Regions from separate parts of the Mus musculus genome. Here region 1 is linked to region 2. The links are chromatin loops, found by intact Hi-C in ENCODE. Cell type or tissue: heart. All regions are shown on one strand. Links, peaks and the distances in the headings refer to the core of each region. The heading gives the core; the rest is flanking DNA.

Region 1 (10,341 bases), core at 1,237-9,236, 640 kb after region 2:
GGTCTTGTAGATAGGGCAAACTTACCTCCCCAACACAGCCTTCCTTCTGCATGTATTTGCGCACGGTGGACCAAATTTGGCACTTGGTCAGCAGCTGGCCCCCTGTGGCAGCCTCAAAGTTTTCATAAGTGCCAAACTTCTCCAGGACAGCCTCAATGATGCCAACTGCCTGTACACAGGGCCACAGTCACTAGTCAGGCTAGGTCCCTTGGGTAGTCAGGGCCAGGGTGAAATGGGCAGGGGGAGCTGACCTGATTCATGAATTGCGCAGAGGCCTCCTGGTACTTCTCCAGCACACTCATTGGCATCGGTTCCTGATACTCGAACTGTGGATTGTAGGTATAATGAGACTGGAAGAACTTTTCCCGTTCCTGGTCCATGTTAGTTGGCCGCAGGGCCACCAACATACAGGGGCTCTTGCTGCTACTACTGCCTACATCCTTTCGAATCTTAGCAATGTGAGGTAAGGAGGCTGCAGGCCGTAGGGTCCCTCCTGGATCGCATCCCCGTCCAATCGGGGCTTTACCACGCCCCCGCCGGCCAGTACTATTTACACTGTAGGTGCTCTCGCTGCGACGCATGTGGCTACTCTGCTCCAAGTGCAGCTTTGAGAAGGTCTGCCACATAGTCTGCTGCTGCAGTGCTGAAGGGACTGCCAGAGCCAAGGGCATCCCCAGGGACTCAGGCCAGGGGTACAGGGGTGGCCCATTTCCGTTTGAGGGCTTCAGCTTATGGTGCTGAGATGGGGAACCGGCAGGGGGCCTGGGGGGTGCCTGCTCATACACCTGTGTCCCCGAGTCCAGCACCATTCTCTCCTGAGGGTCACATCCAGCTCTGTCGTGCCAACTTCCCAGACTGTTGACCTCTAGGGACACAGAACGGCATGCAGAAACCAGCATGAGGGGATGTGGTCAGAGGAGGAAGCCCCCTGTCCCATGTTATCCGTGTTGAGTCCAGAGTCTGCTGCCAGGAACTCAAGAAACTCTCCACCCTCCAGAAGTATGCATTCCTTCTACCAGGCTTATCCAATAGTCTGAGGTGGAGCAAAGCAAGGCAACGAATTGTAGACATTTTCCTATTTATTAGAATTCTCTCTGACGGTCAGATCTAGAGCTAAAACTAAGGTCTTAAACATGGTTCTAATTTCAGTGTTTAGCACTTACCCAATCTGGAAGTTGGCAGAATACAGACCGCCTCAGATCCCTAGATGGACCACAGGTGAGAGAAGCCCACAATCTGCTTTGTACCGATGGCATCTTCCCAGTCCCACCTCCCCGCTTCACCTAGCTCATTACAGCCTCCCGCCCTTTGGTAATCAGTTTGAATGAATGCACTTGCTCAGGCCAGTCCCCACATGAAATACTCTTCTCTTTCCCATTGATCAGGATGGAATTAGAATCTGCTTTTGGGAAGCAGAGGAAACCCAGCGCATTCAAACCAGCCCCTGGCCTGTCACCTAGCTGAGATATCTTTCCCAGTGGGCATCCAAGGCCACTGTCAGAGAACTCACCCCTGACTGCGTGTCAGGGCTCAGTGCAATCCACTCTCTCCCCAGAGACACACTGAAGGCGTCAGCCTCTGAACTCCCCTTGCCTGCTCAGAAACTCAACTGTAGCCTTTCTCCTTGATCCTACATCACCAGTCTTTCTGGCAACTGAAGAAATACATGCTGTTGTTAAAAAACATCTTAAAAAACAAAACAAAACCTTTCTGAGAGTCCGCGCCTAACTCCCCGCAGCTGCTCTCCTGTTGCGGCACGATACCCTGAGTCACTTACACACCATCTCCCTTTTCTTCTTTCCCGTGCGCTCCTGAGTTCTGTTTCCCAAACTGCCATTGGACATGCAGACGTCCTGCTGTCCATCAAACTGAGCTGCTCAAGGTCACCAATGGATCTGTATGGTGTGGGTCTGTAGCACCTGGTGCAGCTGATCCTTCTAGCCCGGGGACATTACTCCCATCTTCCTTTCTGAACACATTAGGGCATGCTTGTCTGCCCACATCACTGGCTGTTTCTTCTTGGTCTTCCTTGTAATATCAACCTCTTAACACTGTAATAACCCAAGGCTTGTATATGGCAACTTCTCTATTCCATTTACACTCACACCCCCTAGCGGCCCCTGGATTCCATCTAATTTTGTGGTTTCTTGTTCTGTTCTGTTCTGTTGTTGTTGCCGCTGTTGTTTTTTAAAACAACTATTTATTTTATGTATATAAGTACATTGTAGCTATCTTCAGACACACCAGAAGAGAGCATTGGAGCCCATCACAGACCGTTGTGAGCCACCATGTGGTTGCTGGGAATTGAACTCGGGACCTCTGGAAGAGCAGTCAGTGCTCTTAACCACTGAGCCATCTCTCCAGTCCTTCTTGTTTTGTTTTACCCAGGGCCTTGTACACATTAAGCAAACCCTCAACCACTGACCTCCATACCCAACTTCACTATCATGGTTTTAAATAAATCAGTTTGGACTCCTCCCTTAAGACCAGGATCAACACTCTTCACACCTATCTAACTTTGCTTTAGACAGAGCATCCCTATGTAGCCCATGTGGCCTTCAACTCACCATCTTCCTACTTCAACCTCTCTAGTCTTGGGTCAGGATTAAGCCAACATACCCAATCTTCAAGGTATCTTTACTATTTAACAGGTACTTTAAACGGAACATACCCATTGTATAAAAATGTGCGCACACACACACCCCAGAATAGCATGGGTCACTTGTCACTTTCTTAAAAATCTTCATAAATATCATATTAGAAGAGATGCCCTAGACATACACACACACACACACACACACACACACACACACACACACACACACACGAGAGAGAGAGAGAGAGAGAGAGAGAGAGAGAAAGTTGGTCTGGGAGGAGTTTGGGTGTGTGGATAAAAACATGATCAAACTACATGGAAGTGTTTTAATAAAAAAAAAATTAAAAACAGAAGAAAAGCTTGTCAGATGTAGTGGCACATGTCTGTAATCCCAGCACTTGAGGCTGAAACAAGAGAATTGTGAATTCCAGGCCAACCTGGGCTATGCAGCAATACCTGTCTTTAAAAGCTTTAAACAGAGAGGAAAAAAAAAAGGGAAAGAAGAATAAAAGAAAGTCAGCACTAGCAAATCTCTACAAAAGAGCAAACCTCCTCTCTCTCCTGGAACTAAGCTTTTTCTGTAGTTGTTGCTGTCTCTGAAGTCTACTGCAGCTAGCTCACTGTCTGCATGGCAGATCTGAAGGCTTTATCTGGGTTTTCCTTTCTATAATGTGCAACTGTGCTTCCAGAACCCAGAACAGTCCCTGATCCAGCACTGTAATCCACTGTGATCCATGGATGAACCTGAGTCCTTGTAAGAACTAAATCATGGAGCTGGAGAGACTTGCTGCTCTCCCTGAGAACCCAAATCCAGTTCCTAGTGTCCACGCAGGCTAACTCCAGCTGCAGGAGACCCAAGGCCCTCTTCTGGCCTCCACGGGCACATGCATATACCCATACCCAGAAATAATAAAAATAGACCTCTAAAGCAAAAATACTATAATCATTCCTTTCGCAAACTTAGATACCCTGTTTAGACTCCCCCCACCCCCACCCCGGCATCCTCCTCCTTCTCGGAGTCTTCCTCCACCTTACCTAGTGATCGGCTGCTTAAAAAATGACTTCTAGTCTCAGATCTCATTCACCCTCAAACTGTATACTTTTCTGGATGTCTACTGACCACTATATGGGCCAGTTCTTCCATTTTCCCTTCGTTCATTCCACCTACCTCCACGTAATTACCAGAATTCACCTGTTTCTTTCACGTCTCAGGTTCTTCTGCCAAGAATTCTTTTGCCAATGTGTCCCTGGAGCAACCTCTTAACCATTTTTTTCAGGGCCCGGTTTAGGCCTCACTTTCTCTGGGAAGCCTTCCCGATGTGTAAAGGGTCCCAGGGTCTTGATGGCTTCTTGACAGCCCTAGGCTGTCATGGCTGGAGGCTAGATCCATATTTCCCCACCGTGCCCTGAACTCCCCGAGGTCAGGAAGGGTCTGATTCACCCTCTCGTCCCACGCACTCACTAGTTGCAGAATGAATGAATTCAGGGTGAGGCTGGAGTCCCTGACTGCTGAAGGCGGGGTCTGGTGACAAATGAGAGGGTGTGGCCCACACCAATAAGAACCCCTGGAAAGAGATAACGTGGGAAAACAACCAATAGGAACCAAGAGCTCTGGGAGGGCGTGCCCTGAAGACAAATAAAGGGCGTGAGACAGGGTGAAGGGCGTGCCCAATGGAGGGCGGAGCTAGGAGACAATGGACTTGGGGGAATTCCCTGGTAAATCAAGAAGGGTGAAGTCTTAGTCATATTTAGTCTCGGTTTTTGGAGTGGGGTAGGGGTTCGGTCCGCGTGCCGCGCCCCCACCTGATCACGCCTCTTTTGCTGCCCGCAGTTCCTGCTCCTCAAAGCCGATCGCTGGCCGCCGAGACCATGGAAGCCCGCGCCAAAGACACGCGCACTCGGGCGCGCGCACGCTCACACGAAGACGCAAGGGCCACGTCCGTCTCCGCCGTAGGGGGCGTGCTTAAGCTCGCTGTGGGCGGAGCCAAACGTGCGAAGAGGGGCGGGATTCGCTGCCACCCTGCGCCCCTGGACCGCGTCTGGTCCTAGACTTCCCCCTCTTCAAACTTCCGCGCTTCTAAAGCGACTGGCGAGGGCGATGAAACCATTTACTGCTTGCCGGTAGTAGATACATAGGAAGTGAGTACTCCACGGGAGCCCAGGGTTCGGGGCACGCAGTCCACAAAGAGAGCAGATGTCTGCATAGGTGAGATGCTGCCAGAATACTAGGATTCAGCCAGGATTATAGATGTACCACTGTGCACGGACCCCTAATTGCACTGTTGCTTTCACCGGCGCGCCCCCAACACATAGATTCAGACGTGTCGTAGACGTGGCTTTATTACGCAAACAGATGGGTGTCAGGAGCAGGGACCTGAAGGGAGGCAGGAGGACAGGGAGGGCGTAGGCGTCGGTACCAGGCTGAAGAGCGCCCGGCGGCCAGTGGACGGTGAGGGCGGTGGACCCGCCTGCAGCGAACTGAGTGCTGCCTGACGATGCTCTCGGGACACGTCTCCGCGCAGGTCCAAGAGGGCAGAGACGTGATCCTCGCTGCAGGAATACCACCACGTGCGTCAGCCCAGCCCTCCCTCGTCCTCCTGGGCCGTTCCTCCCCTGTCCCCTTCCTCGCACCTCACGTCGGGAAATTGCTGCCTCAAGCCTGCCACCTCGAGGCCAAGCAGTGTGGGGTCGTGGAGGTTGAGCAGTTCCCTCAGCGCGAGCAGGACGGGCGCGCAGTGAGCGCTCTCTTCCAGGCCCTGAACACATGGGAACAGGGTTTCCAGCGGGCCCTCGGCTCCCACCCAACTACAGAGATCCTCGACTGTCTGCCCTCCCAATGAGCTCTCACCAAACCAAGGAAAAGCTCTTTGAGCTGGGCAGCATCCTGCCGAAGTCGCTCAGCCGCCTGGCTCCGCTCGTCCGTACCGCGGCACACTAGGCGGCCCTGCATCAGAGCCCTTAGGTATTGTAACACCACGGTTCGTTCCGCCTCTGCCAGCAGCAGCTGCAGGACAGTAATCAGTTTGAATATAGGGTCCCACCAGCACAACCCCTTCCCCAGCTTTCCTCTCCTCGCCCTACCTGAACACCAGGCTTCCGTACGCGCCAGAAGTCCTGGCAGAAGTGCGACGTCTGCTCACACACACCATCTAGCAACTCAGAACTCAATAGCCACCGGCGCGAGGGCAGAGCGGAGAACAGGGGCTAGGGAAAGCATAGCACAGACAGGGCTAGGGAAATGATCCGGATCCCGTAGAGGCCACCATAAATAGACCGTGTTTCTCCCTCACACTACCAATCTAGACTGGGATGGCGACCTCACCTGGAGCTCAACCTGCAGTACTTCCAAAACCAGGCGGCAGATCCTCCTTTGTACGTCGTCCAGCGCAGCTTCCACTGGAGCTAAGACCCCGGAAGCTTCCCCGTCCGGCAGCAGGACCGAGACCGAAGATCTGGACCAAAAAGTGTGACTTCAGGACCAAGGCCAAGGCTCGCATGGCCCTCTAGGATTCATCCACTCTGGCGCCACCTTGTGGTACAGTGTCTGGTGGGAGCTGGGGCGGAAAGGGCGGCTCTGAATTTATGAAGGGCTCAGGTATTCTGTAAGGCTAGGAAGAGTATGCCCAGCGGACTTGCCTCTAATGTAACCTCAAGTTAAGTTATTCTTCCTTTTATTTTGTTTTAGAGGGGAGCTCTTAAAAGAGTAAAAATTCCCCGCATGTATGTCTGTCCTCTCTGCACACCACCAAGAGCATAACACTCAAGATAAGCCAGGCCTGGTGGAGGCTGACGAAAGAACGACTGCTCTTCCGAAGGTCCTGAGTTCAAATCTCAGCAACCACATGGTGGCTCACAACTACCAGTAATGAGATCTGATGCCTTCTTCTGGCTTGTCTGAAGGCAGCTACAGTGTACTTATGTATAATCATAAATCTTTGGGCCTGAGCCAGGCGTGGTGGTGCACGTCTTTAATCCCAGCTTGGAGGAAGGCAGAGGCAGGCGGATTTCTGAGTTCGAGGCCAGCCTGGTCTACAGAGTGAGTTCCAGGACAGCCAAGGCTACCCAGAGAAACCCTGTCTGGAAAAAAGAAAAAAAAAAAATCTTTGGGCCTGAACAAGCGGAGTTGACTGGAGTGAGGGGGTGCTGACCAGGAAGCAGAGGTCCTAAAAATTCAATTCCCAACAACCACATGAAGGCTCACGACCATCTGGTTCAGCTACAGTGTACCATATACATAAATCTTTAAAAAAATATATTTGCAGCCGGGCTTTGAGGCCAGCCTGGTCTACAGATTGAGTTCCAGGACAGCCAGGGCTACACAGAGAAGCCTTGTCTCGAAAAAAAAAAGGGGGGGCTGGAGAGATGGCTCAGTGGTTAAGAGCACTGACTGCCCTTCCAGAGGTCCACATGGTGGCTCACAGCCATCTGTAATGGGATCTGATGCCCTCTTCTGGTGGGTTGAAGACAGGTACAGTGTATTCATATAAATAAATCTTTTAAAAAATTTATTTCCTGAATGTAGTAGATTTAACATCTTTATCTAATATGATTCTCTGACGATTTTATTATTATCCAAATAATACTAGTAAGAAAAGTGACAGGTACCTTGTAATACAACTGATAATTAGCAGAGCGAGGATTAGAACCCCATCTTTGTGAGCCCAAAGTGGTTCTGGTGTGGGTGGCATCCAGACTTTAAAGGAACTCAGAAGTGTGTTAGGAAAAGTGTGGTACCTCAGTGCTGATTGGTGGTTGAAGGCAGACAGTAGGTAGGGCACATAGTGAGGGGCCACGGCGTCTCCCCTGAGATGGTCTCGAGAGAATCGGATCAGAGCGTCGCTGAAGCTGCAGTAGGCAGAGGAGCCTCTTGGGTTTGCTGCTAATGTGGCACCCCCACAGCTGCACCCCCAGAACTCTTGTCCCACTTTCAAGTATTTGTTTAAGGGTAACACACACACACTAGTGTGTCCTGTCCAGTTTACTCAGAGCCCTTGGGCTGTCTGGGAGCAGGGCTGGAGATTGTGGATGGGCCCCCCTGCTTGGCAAACCTTCTCAAGAATGCGCCCAGCTCTGACACTGCCATGTTATGCGCCCGCCGATGCAATGAGTCACTAATCAGGTTGGTCACTTGAATGTTTTCAGCCAGGATCTACAAGCAGGGAGGAGCGGCCTTCAGACATTTCCTAGACCCGCTGCCCTTCTCCCCTTTCCATATGCGAGCTGCCTACTTCCTTGGGTTCTTCCCACCTACCTGCAGGACAATGGCTGGCATTGGGGAGTGGTAGAAACCGGATGGATCTGTGGGGGGCTCCTGTTCCCCGCTCCACTCTGCTACCTCTCCATCCAGTGCCTTCTTCAGCCACTGAGCCACACTTACCTGGCAAGAAAGAGTAAGGAGCAGCGAGCTATATCAGGGTATTGACATGACGTTCAACTAGACAACCGGACAGTCACTAGTCACCTGAACCTGAGCCACAAAGGCTGCCTCCAGCTGCTCAATGTTCTCTGAGGTCAAGAGGGGCTCTAGCTGGGACACATCAGCCTCAGGCCCCAGTTCCAAGTTCCCCATCATTTCCTTCCTAGAGATGGATAGCAGGATGTCACACTGAGCCTCTAATCGTCCCACTTCCCGCTTCTCCAAGGACACTCACCCCGTGTACACATGCAGTGCCCAGTGCAGCAAGGCAAACGTGTCAGCAGCTCCTAGCTCGGGCCCCGCGAGGAGTTGCTGCACGCTACGGCGCAGGCCACTGTGCAGGGTGTGGGCCCATAGCTCAACCACACGGTAGCTTGGTGGGCAGCAGGGTGCCACCAATGCCTCCGCTGTTGCCAACTCGGCGGGCAAGGCTACCTGCAGAGCCTCAAGCCACCCCGCCAGAGCCCCTGGCTCCGGAAGCACAGGCGATGCAAAGTGGACCCGCTCCAGGCCCTCCTGTAGCGCCCGAAGACATCGCTGCCGCCAGTCTCGGGGTGCCTGCCCCAGGATTGTGCGCTCAGTCTCCACCTCTGCCACACGAATAGCAGCTACCAGCAGGGCTGGGTCCTCTCGTGCCAGCCGCCCCGCAGCTCCTGCAGCCGCCTCCACAGCTTGGCCTAGGGCCTCAGCCAGAAGGCCTAGCCCCTGGAAGATTGGCAACTCCAGACCTCCTAGGGGTGCCAGTGTCTCCTCTTTCAGCTGCTCTAGTTCCCGCAGGCTCACATATGCCTCCAAGAGTCGCTCAGAGTCTATCAGGGTCTGCGTGTGGGCCACTGTAGCCGGCACTAAGGAAGAAAGGAGACGGCTTGAGGTCTCAGCCTTCCCATCTGGGCTATGGGTACAGCAAGGGACACTGAGGTCTGGAGACTGGTGTGATGTATTAACTATTTAATAATAAGCATGGTACTGCGTCGGGTCATCTGAACATCCAGGCTAAGGCCTATAGAGTTGGGCCATATGTTAACCCCTGAACCAACAGACCATGAAATCAAGCATGCCGGGGAGGTGGGTGGCCGACTGGAGAGATGGATGGCTCAGTGGTTATGAGCACTGGCTATGATTCCCAACACCCATGTGGCAGCTCACAATTGTAACTCTAGTTCCAGGCCATCATAGTCCTCTTCTGACCCCTGCATGTACCAGGCACTCAAACACTCACTTACAGTAATCTTTAAAAACAATGTTACAGGGCTGGAGAGATGGCCCCGTCGTTAAGAGCACTGACTGTTCTGCCAGAGGTCCTGAGTTCAATCCCTAGCAACCACATGATGGCTCACAGCCATCTGTAATGGGATCCGATGCACTTTTCTAGTGTATCTGAAGACAGCTGCAGTGTGCTCGTATAAATAAAAAATAAATAAATCTTAAAAAAATGTTACAGGCAGACAAAATAAATGGAAGGCCATGCTGGTTGCTATTTGCCAATCTTGTTATGAAATACTTACAAACATAACTACATATGTATTGTTATGTATGTGTGTGTACATTGATGTATATATGTATGGATGCAGGTATGTATTGTACTTTGTATATATGTGTTATTTGGGGTGATGCCTGAGATTGAATTTAGGGCCTTGCACATACTAAACACATGCTCTACCAGAGCTACAGCCAACGTTCTTTCAGTAAGTAAACTACTGTGGCTATAGCCACTTCATGGAATTCCCGTGCTGACTTTAACATCCCAAGCCTGAGAAGCCCAGGATGAGGCGACTGCGCCTATTTCTCACACTCTTTGAAGCTGGGATTATTCTCTGGGATGTCCCTGGTGTCTCTCTCCATGTAATCCCTTTCCTAGTGCCCCAGCTGCTGATCAGAATGGGATTTGTGGATTCTTAGAAGCTAAAGTCCAGGGCTCTCCACCTCCGCTTTCCCCGCCCCCACTCACCTGCTTGTAGCCTTGGCAACAACCGAGTCAGGATCTGAAGTTGTTTGTGCTGGACAACACATTCCCTCAGGGGTTCCAGGGTTTGTGAGGTCCGAGACAAACCCTTTAGTAAGTGATGGGCCTGGCTCAAAGCTTCACGAGTTCCCTGCACAGCCTCGAGGGCTCGGGTCAGCTGCCACACACCAGTCTGCACACCTTCCAGGTAGGACTGCACCACTGACTGTGGAGAGAGGTAGCCGCTCCTAAGGCCTGGCCAGCCCTCCAGCCCAGTCTAACACTCCTGCTCCTCACCCACCTTAATTCTTGCTTCCAGGGAATAGTTACGCTGTATTTCACGGCTTCGGTACTGGCCCAGCCTGGTCAGCTGCTCTGGCCGGTAGA
Region 2 (10,341 bases), core at 978-8,977:
GCATCCCTGGGATAAAACCTACTTGGTCAGGATGGATGATTGTTTTGATGTGTTCTTGGATTCGGTTAGCAAGAACTTTATTGAGGATTTTTGCATCGATATTCATAAGGGAAATTGGTCTGAAGTTCTCTATCTTTGTTGGGTCTTTTTGTGGTTTAGGTATCAGAGTAATTGTGGCTTTATAGAATGAGTTGGGTAGAGTACCTGCCGTTTCTATTTTGTGGAATAGTTTGTGAAGAACTGGAATTAGGTCTTCTTTGAAGGTCTGATAGAACTCTGCACTAAACCCGTCTGGTCCTGGGCTTTTTTTTGGCTGAGAGACTATTAATGACTGCTTCTATTTCTTTAGGGGATATAGGACTGTTGAGATCATTAACCTGATCTTGATTTAGCTTTGGTACCTGGTATCTGTCTAGAAACTTGTCCATTTCATCCAGGTTTTCCAGTTTTGTTGAGTATAGCCTTTTGTAGAAGGATTTGATGGTGTTTTGGATTTCTTCAGGATCTGTTGTTATGTCTCCCTTTTCATTTCTGATTTTGTTAATTAGGATGCTTTCCCTGTGCCCTCTAGTGAGTCTGGCTAAGGGTTTATCTATCTTGTTGATTTTCTCAAAGAACCAGCTCCTTGATTGGTTGATTCTTTGAATAGTTCTTCTTGTTTCCACTTGGTTGATTTCGCCCCTGAGTTTGATTATTTCCTGCCTTCTACTCCTCTTGGGTGAATTTGCTTCCTTTTCTTCTAGACCTTTTAGGTGTGTTGTCAAGCTGCTAATGTGTGCTCTCTCTAGTTTCTTTTTGGAGGCACTCAGAGCTATGAGTTTTCCTCTTAGGAATGCTTTCATTGTGTCCCATAAGTTTGGGAATGTTGTGGCTTCATTTTCATTAAACTTCAAAAAGTCCTTAATTTCTTTCTTTATTCCTTCCTTGACCAAGGTATCATTGAAAAGAGTGTTGTTCAGTTTCCACGTGAATGTTGGCTTTCTATTGTTTATTTTGTTATTGAAGATCAGCCTTAGTCCATGGTGATCTGATAGGATGCATGGGACAATTTCAATATTTTTGTATATGTTGAGGCTTGTTTTGTGACCAATTATGTGGTCAATTTTAGAGAAGGTACCATGAGGTGCTGAGAAGAAGGTATATCCTTTTGTTTTAGGATAAAATGTTCTGTAGATATCTGTCAGGTCCATTTGTTTCATAACTTCTGTTAGTTTCACTGTGTCCCTGTTTAGTTTCTGTTTCCATGATCTGTCCATTGGTGAAAGTGGTGTGTTGAAGTCTCCCACTATTATTGTGTGAGGTGCAATGTGTGCTTTGAGCTTTACTAAAGTTTCTTTAATGAATGTGGCTGCTCTTGTATTTGGAGCATAAATATTCAGAATTGAGAGTTCCTCTTGGAGGATTTTACCTTTGATGAGTATGAAGTACCCCTTCTTGTCTTTTTTGATTATTTTGGGTTGGAAGTCGATTTTGTTAGATATTAGAATGACTACTCCAGCTTGTTTCTTCATACCATTTGCTTGGAAAATTGTTTTCCAGCCTTTCATTCTGAGGTAGTATCTATTTTTTTCTCTGAGATGAGTTTCCTTTAAGCAGCAAAATGTTGGGTCTTGTTTGTGTAGCCAGTTTGTTAGTCTATGTCTTTTTATTGGGGAGTTGAGTCCATTGATATTAAGAATATATTAAGGAAAAGTAATTGTTGCTTCCTTTTATTTTTGTTGTTAAAGTTGGCATTCTGTTCTTGTGGCTGTCTTCTTTTAGTTTTGTTGAGGGATTATCTTCTTGTTTTTTCTAGGTTTGGTTCCCGTCCTTGTATTGTTTTTTTTTTTTTTTTTTCTGTTATTATCCTTTGAAGGGCTGGATTCCTGGAGAGATAATGGGTGAATTTAGTTTTGTCGTGGAATACTTTGGTTTCTCCATTTATGGTAATTGAGAGTTTGGCTGGGTATAGTATCCTGGGCTGGAATTTGTGTTCTCTTAGTGTCTGTATAACATCTGTCCAGGCTCTTCTGGCTTTCATAGTCTCTGGTGAAAAATCTGGTGTAATTCTGATAGGCTTGCCTTTATATGTTACTTGACCTTTTTCCCTTACTGCTTTTAGTATTCTATCTTTATTTAGTGCATTTGATGTTCTGATTATTATGTGTTGGGAGGAATTTCTTTTCTGGTCCAGTCTATTTGGAGTTCTGTAGGCTTCTTGTATGTTCATGGGCATCTCTTTCTTTAGATTTGGGAAGTTTTCTTCAAAATTTTGTTGAAGATGTTTGCTGGTCCTTTGAGTTGAAAATCTTCATTCTCATCCACTCCTATTATCTATAGGTTTGGTCTTCTCATTGTGTCCTGGATTTCCGGGATGTTTTGAGTTAGGATCTTTTTGCATTTTCCATTTTCTTTGATTGTTGTGCCGATGTTCTCTATGGAATCTTCTGCACCTGAGATTCTCTCTTCCATCTCTTGTATTCTGTTGCTGATGCTGGCATCCAGATTTCTTTCCTAGGGTTTCTATCTCCAGCGTTGCCTCACTTTGGGTTTTCTTTATTGTGTCTACTTCCCTTTTTAGGTCTAGTATGGTTTTGTTCATTTCTATCACCTGTTTGGATGTGTTTTCCTGTTTTTCTATAAGGACTTCTACCTGTTTGGTTTTGTTTTCCTGTTTTTCTTTAAGGACTTGTAACTCTTTAGCAGTGTTCTCCTGTATTTCTTTAAGTGAGTTATTAAATTCCTTCTTTATGTCCTCTACCATCATCATGAGATATGCTTTTAAATCCAGGTCTACCTTTTCAGGTGTGTTAGGGTGCCCTGGACTGGGCGACGTGGGCGTTCTGGGTTCTGATGATGGTGAGTGGTCCTGGTTTCTGTTAGTAGGATTCTTACGTTTACCTTTTGCCATCTGGCAATCTCTGGAGTTAGTTGTTATAGTTGTCTTTGTTTAGAGATTGTTCCTCTGGTGATTTTGTTACTTTCTATCAGCAGACATGGGAGACTAGCTTTATGTGGGAGACTAGCTTTCTCCTCTGAGTTTCAGTGGTCAGAGCAGTCTCTGCAGGCAAGCTCTCCTCTTTCAGGGAAGGTGCACAGTTATCTGGTGTTTGGACCTCCTCCTGGCTGAAGATGAAGGCCCAAAACAGGATCTTTCCCAGAAGCTGTGTTGCTTTGGCCAGGAAGGTGGCCGGTTGTTTGGATCCGAAGATGGCGCTGCCTCAGAAGCTCCGTGGCTCTCGTTTTTTCCCAGAAACTGCTGGCCTCTGTATTCCACACCCTCACCCGTGCAGCCTGCCCTCCGCGGAGTCCCGGAACCAAGGTGGCTTCAGTGGAGCCTGAGGCAGAAACCTCTCGGGCCGGGCGGACCCCTGTGCTCTCACCAGGAAGGTGGCCGGTTGTCTCCACTCAGGATATTTTCTAGTTCCATCCATTTGCCTGCAAAACTCGTGAAGTCATTGTTTTTAATGGCTGAATAGTAGTATTCCATTGTGTAAATGTACCACATTTTCTGTATCCATTCTTCAGTTGAGGGACATCTGGGTTGTTTCCAGCTTCTGGATATCATAAATAAAGCTGCTATGAACATAGTGGAGCACATGTCCTTGTTATATGTTGGAGCATCTTTTGGGTATATGCCCAGTAAAGGTATAGCTCTGTCTTCAGGTAGATCTATTTCCAATTTTCTGAGGAACCTTCAGCTTGATTTCCAAAGTGCTTATACCAGCTCGCAATCCCACCAGGAATGGAGGAGTGTTCCTCTTTCTCCACATCCTCTCCAGCACCTGCTGTCACCTGAGTTTTAGATCTTAGCCATTCTGATTGGTGTGAGGTGGAATCTCAGGATCACTTTGATTTGCATTTTTCTGATGACTAAAGATGTTGAACATTTCTTTAGTCATTTTTTTTCTTCTCAGCCACTCAAGATTCCTCAATTGAGAATTCCTTGTTTAGCTCTGCATCCCATTTTTAATTAGGTTATTTGGTTTTCTAGAGTCTAACTTCTTGAGTTCTTTGTATATATTGGATATTAGCACTCTATTGGATGTAGGGTTGGTAAAGATCTTTTCTCAATCTGTAGGTTGCCGTTTTGTCCTATTGGCAGTGCCTTTTGCCTTACAGAAGCTTTTCAGTTTCATGAGGTCCCATTTGCCAATTGTTGATCTTAGAGCCTGATTCATTGGTGTTCTGTTGAGGAAAATTTCCTCTGTGCTGATGTGTTCGAGGCTCTTAATCGCTTTCTCTTCTATTAGATTCCGTGTATCTGGTTTTATGTTGAGGTCCTTGATCCACTTGCTTTGTGCAAGGTGACAAATATGGATCTATTTTCATAGTTCTACATACAGGCAACCAGTTAGACCAGCACTGCTTATTGAAGATACTTTCTTTTTTCCATTGTATATTTTTGGCTTATTTGTCAAAGATCAAGTGTGTGGTTTTATTTCTGTGTCTTCAATTCTATTCCATTGATCAATGTGTTTGTCTCTGTACCAATATCATGCAGTTTTTATCACAGTTGCTCTGTAGTACAGCTTGAGGTCAGGGATGGTGATTCCCCCAGAAGATCTTTTATTGTTGAGAATTGGTTTCCCTATCCTGGGTTTTTTGTTACTCCAGACGAATTTGAGAATTGCTCTTTCTATTTCTGTGATGAATTGAGTTGGAATTTTGATGGGGATTGCATTGAATCTGTAGATTGCTTTTGGTAAGATTTTTTACTATGTTAATCCTACCAATCCATGAACATGGCAGATCTTTCCATCTCCTGAAGTCATCTTTGATTTCTTTCTTCAGAGACTTAAAGTTCTTGCTATACAGATCTTTCACTTGTTTGGTTAGAGTCACACCAAGATATTTTATATTATTTGTGACTATTGAGAAGGGTGTTGTTTCCCTATATTCTTCTCAGTCCATTTATCCTTTGTGTAGAGGAAGGCTACTGATATGTTTGAGTTAATTTTATATCCAGCCACTTTGCTGAAGTTGTTTATCATGAGTAAGAGTTCTCTGGTAAAATTTTTGGGGTTGCTTATGTATACTATCATATCATCCACAAATAGTGATACTTTGATGTCTCAGTCTGGGTTTGTATTCCTTCACACAAAACATCATGACAAAGAAGCAAGTTGGGGAGGAAAGGGTTTATTCAGCTTACACTTACACACTGCTGTTCATCACCAATGTAAGTCAGGACACAAACTCACACAGGGCAGGAACTCTCAGGTAGGAGCTGATGCAGAGGCCATGAAGGGGGTGCTGCTTAATGGATTGCTTCCCCTGGCTTGCTCAGCTTGCTTTCTTATAGAACCCAAGACTACCAGCCCAGAGATGGCACCACCCACAATGGGCCCTTCCCCAGGGACCACTAACTGAGAAAAAGCCTTACAGCTGGATCTCATGGAGGCATTTCCTTAAAGGAGACTCCTTTCCCTGTGATGATAACTCCAGCTTGTGTCAAGTTGACACACAAAACCAGCCAGTACACTTGACTTTTTCCTTTCCAGTTTGTATCGCTTTGACTTCCTCTTGTTGTCTAATTGGTCTAGCTAGAACTTTGAGCACTATATTGAATAACTAGGGAGAAAGTGGCAGCCTTGTCTTATCCCTGATTTTAGTGGGATTGCTTCAAGTTTCTCACCATTTAATTTGATGTTGGCCGTTGGTTTGCTGTATATTGCTTTTGTTATGCTTAGGTATTTGCCTTGAATTCCTGATCTTTCCAAGACTTTTAATACAAAGGGTTTTTCATTCACGGAGTTGAAGACTAACCATAGGACATCATGAAGCAAGGATTCTTGCATTACTCACCTTGGACACTAGAGGGCAGACAAAGATAAAGTTCCACAAGGGTTTAGGTGCTAGCCAACCTTTGAGCACAGGGAGATGACGATCACCTGATGCCCCTGCTGGAGCCTGAATGCGTTGCTGGTTGCAAGCACATTTCAGCAGATGAACAGGACACTTCATCAAGAGTTTCAGCAGGCACCCTTTAGATCTCAGTAATTGGCTTATTTTTGTAGATCTTTAATGTCAAATGATAAGTATGCATTCAAATTCACCCACTTACCTTCATAGCTTAGTAGATTGGAATAAAAAATGATGCCTGAAACCACATCCACTCCAAATAGAGAGAACATTTGTTATTTTCTGCATAAAAAAAGTTGTTTCTCTGTGCTCTTTTCCATTAAGCATTGACCTGAGCCCTGTTCCCAGGCAACCAACTAACTACTTTCTGGAGCTAAAGTTTAGAAATGGAATATAGTTCAGAAACACCAGAGCTTTGACTCCTCTATCACAGAAAAGAATCACATGTGGAAGGTTCTGTCCCTGAGCACAATGCCTTTGAGATTCAAATGTCATTGCCCTTTGGTTTCGAGTGAACACACTGCCCTGTTACCCACTCATCTGTTGGTATGCATCTGAGCGACTTCTGGTTTGGGCTATTTCAGACAAGACATGGAGCTGGGAGAGGTGGTGCAGGCCTTTAATCCCAGCACTGAGGAGGCAGAGGCAGTCAGATCTGTGAGTCTGGGCTAGCCTGATCTACATAGTGAGTTCCCAGACAGCCAGGGCTATGTTAAAGAGACTCTGCCTCAAAACAAAATAAAACAAAACAAACATAAACAGGTAAACAGGATCCCTAACGGTGTAATCACATTCACTTGTTTCTTCAGGTTAACGTCCAGAGAGTAGAACTGTTAAGTCATAGGGCACACATCTTTAACTTTCAGAGAAAATGCCAGTTTGCCTCCTACCCCATGCACCACGTGATTATTTTAGCTCTCCTCTAGCCATTGTGTGTCTGTATCAGTTGTTCCAAGTCTTTGCCAAAGCTTTTGGTTATGGGTCTTAAATCTGATTATATCGAATGGGAGTGTAGTAGTTATGCCATTTCAGATGCTTCCCTGATCTACACACACACACACACACACACACACACACACACACACACACATTCTCACACACACAACATACACATTCACACACACACACACACACACACACATTCTCACACACACAACATACACATTCACACACATATACTCACACACATGTACTCACACACATATATACACACATATACAGATTCACACACACTCACATAAATATACTTACACACATACACTCGCACAACAACACACACACATGCATACAACACACACTCATACACATACACACAATACATGCATACACTCATACACACATACAAGACATACCCACACACATATACACACACATATACTCACACACACTCATACACTCATACCACAACACACACATACATATTTCCTCCAACACACATACACACTCTCACATATACACACTCACAATTTTCTCATATACAGAAAAATACCAGTGGGACTCTATTCCACATTTTCTGTGGTCTTTGCCATCATTAGTCAGCGCCTCTGAACAGCAATGCAGTAAGTAGCAGAGTGCAAGGGGACCTTCCTACAGCTGGTGGAGCAGCCCAGGGTGAGGAACATTACCAAGGTGTCCAATTAACTAAAGACACTGGCTCTCTGACTCTGAGCTTGGAGCTGTTGAGGGCCTCTGTACTGGCTGGTTTTGTGTGTCGACTTGACACAAGTTGGAGTTATCACAGAGGAAGGAGCCTCCCTTGAGGAAATAGGAAAATACCACCCCAAAACTGGTGGTATGCTGTAGCTTCTTGTCACGTCCGAGTACCCGGGCTGATTAGCAGAGTCATGTTAGCTGAGACAGACACGGATGCTGAGGCAAGACCTGTGGAGGACACATGATATTTGGAGGGAGTATAAATAGGACCCAGCAGACTGGGAGAGGAGGGCAAGGCGTGGCTGGGCTTGGTTTGCTTATGGAGTTAGCTGTACATTGCTTGTTGGTCTTGCATCCTGGCTGAGTTTTGCTTGTTGAGTCAGGTGCATCTCCTAACACCTCTGCTGGTCTAAATCCCTCCTGCCTGGCTGTTTCTGCTAGGCTGTGCTGTGTGCTGCTATCCTCACACTACTGAGTTGGACTGCTGATATATCTGTGAAGTGTCTGCAAGTGGATCGAGCTGCTGCTGCTGACCTGTGAACTGAGCTACTGATTTCTTGACAATGCAGATGGGATTTGCACCAAAGAACCATTTCTAAACAGGTCCACTTCCCCTCATATCCTTTCTTTCCTACTACCTCTGGTGGATGGTGGGCTAGAAGGGAGGTCAAAGCATTTAAGAACAATCATTAAAAGTAGGCTTTGAAAAAAAATTAAAGTTAGTTTTCAAAATTAAGCAGATAGTTAATAACTAGGCACAAGCAACATTTGCCTATTCAGATATACTTTAGATAGAAGGTCTTCAAACACTTCAGAGATCTACAGAATATGGCATTTAATTTTTTTTTTTACCATTTCCAAACTACTTTATTAATGAGCTGATGTTTTCCTTTTGAGCATACTCTTGCAAACTCCTTAGGAAATTTCTGCCTGACAGTGTGAGAAGTTAATGGACTTAAATTGCTATTCAGCTAGGTGTAAACTTTTACAATCACCTGGTAGCCATAGTGATGACTTACATTATGTTTATAAAATTATATTTCCCATAAACAAAACATGTAAGAGTGTTAATAACATTATCTGTTCAATGAGCCTAGAAATTGTGTCCCATTGAATCCTTCCACACGTCATTTTCATATTTTTCTCCTATGGAAGAGAACACGCCCCTGTGAACATCCAGGCCTGGTGTAAGTAGCACCTACAAAGCTAAATCCACAGAAACTTATTCATCTTTCTCCTGAGACTCTAAAATTGTCAGATGACAGAGTTTAATGAATCTTTTTATCTGATTTCTTGCTTTTCCTATCATGGAACTACTAGGGGTTGTTATAGATAGGACACTTTCCAAGGGCTGTTCAGTAGATAACAAATCAGAATATACTTTTTTTTTTCATCCCAGAGTTTCCTTTATTGGTTAATGATTTAATATTTATTTTCATTCTTTTTCAGGTTTGACTTTCTAATGTTGCATCATATTCTGTCAACCTACATTGTATGCAATTACTAAAATTGCAGGGAAAGGATGTTCTAGAAACTTGGAAATGAGGAGAAGATGAGCCATTACTCTTATTCACTTAGAGATGTTATAGCATTTAATACGTTTTTAATAACAAAAGGCTTCCGTGACTGTGAGACATGTCAGCTCCTGGCAGCACCCCCATACGACTTCAGACAAGATGATGGGCATCAAAGAACCTCCACATAGAGTTTGATTCAAATGTGGCAAAGCTAGGCACTGGGCAAAAAAACTGTCCTTGTATTGACTGTTGACAGCATGTTGTCCAAGCTGTGGACAAACAGGACACTGGGAAGTCAATTGATTAACTTTGCAGAGTCAAGGTAGGCCAGTGCTCACAGTGCTTCACAGATAAGTCTGTCAGGTACTCTGGGGCTTGCAGGCCAAAGAAAGATGGATGCCCCAGTGTTGCAGCGGAACCTTGGCTGACTGTCCAGGCAGCCAGCAGTCTTGGTCATTTCTGGAGTTTTAGATGTGGCTTGCTCTGTACTTCCTGTTTACTCTGGTAACATTTATCCTTCTCAAGTCTCTGAAGGGGTGGAAAGTTAGATAGTTAGAATCTCACATTAAGCTGAAGTTGTTTAGGATTTAAGAAAATGGCTTAAGGTCTAAAAAAAGATATTTTTAGCTTGGTAATGTAACTTATAATAGAAAGTGATTAGGTCTAGAACTTTGAACTCACCAAGATAAGATATAGATTAAGTACATTCTCCAAGGTTGCCAAATACAAATGAACTAGACATTGTAAATGTAATCTTACCAGATAGTTTTTATAATTGTCCTTATTATACATAGTTTATTTATGTTAGAAAAAGTCTTTTCCTGGACAGAAACGGGGAGATGTTGGGAAAATCTTTTTGTGCACTGTGTAAAGGTTTCCTTTGTATTATTCAAATGTTGATTTCTGTGCCAGCAGAGAGCTGAGCACCATCCAGACTTTGGTACTGTTATTTTTTATGAAGAGTCACCTGTTTCAGTGTTTTGTAAAATCTTCTTCATCATCTTCCAATTGGTTTAATAAGGAGCTGATGACTCGTGCACGCCTCTCAAGGCAGCAGCTAGACCAGACCAACTCTATAATTCCCTGAAGTCATAGAACTGAGGACCACCAGTGTAGGGATGACACCACCCACAATGGGCTGGGCTTCCCCCCATCAATCCCTAATTTTAAAAATGCCCTACAGCTATGTTTTATAAAGGAAATTTCTTCAATTGAGATTCCCTTCTTTCAGATGTCTATAACTTGTGTCAATTTGAAAAAAAAAAAACTAGGCATAATGCTCAGGGTGTTTTATTTTAGTATTAACATATCTGGTTAGTATGAGACA

What was found. Peaks named below come from ENCODE experiments on the same cell type or tissue, not always from the same donor. Only the 100,000 strongest peaks of a DNase experiment are listed, where the experiment ranks them.
Region 1: a loop joins it to region 2, with 12 times the contacts of the local background. A loop is called at or near these places in 10 of 42 quality-filtered maps.

The regions. Positions count from the first base shown.
Region 1 is chr8:105,285,005-105,295,345 of GRCm38, forward strand. 4931428F04Rik (RIKEN cDNA 4931428F04 gene) reads right to left here and starts at 4,524. Exons shown (of 8, transcript NM_028888.2): 1 at 4,400-4,524; 2 at 3,765-4,161; 3 at 252-865; 4 at 26-169. The coding sequence starts at 809. Exoc3l (exocyst complex component 3-like) reads right to left here. Exons shown (of 14, transcript NM_177788.5): 3 at 10,256-10,341; 4 at 9,961-10,180; 5 at 8,248-8,857; 6 at 8,058-8,175; 7 at 7,848-7,973; 8 at 7,645-7,745; 9 at 7,331-7,441; 10 at 5,919-6,048; 11 at 5,678-5,800; 12 at 5,445-5,600; 13 at 5,228-5,352; 14 at 4,919-5,146. The coding sequence ends at 4,957. In heart, for the core only: CTCF peaks have their summits at 4,537, 5,277 (motif pointing left), 6,132 (motif pointing left) and 7,058 (motif pointing left); DNase peaks (open chromatin) are centred at 4,207, 4,527, 5,297 and 6,107; H3K4me3 peaks cover 2,582 bases; H3K27ac peaks cover 914 bases; H3K27me3 peaks cover 2,670 bases.
Region 2 is chr8:104,649,343-104,659,683 of GRCm38, forward strand. 1700082M22Rik (a long non-coding RNA gene) reads left to right here. Exons shown (of 3, transcript XR_003947594.1): 2 at 7,939-8,100; 3 at 8,947-10,341. Among named protein-coding and RNA genes, the nearest start is that of 1700082M22Rik, 13 kb to the left of the region's middle. In heart, for the core only: a CTCF peak has its summit at 5,813 (motif pointing right); a DNase peak (open chromatin) is centred at 5,849.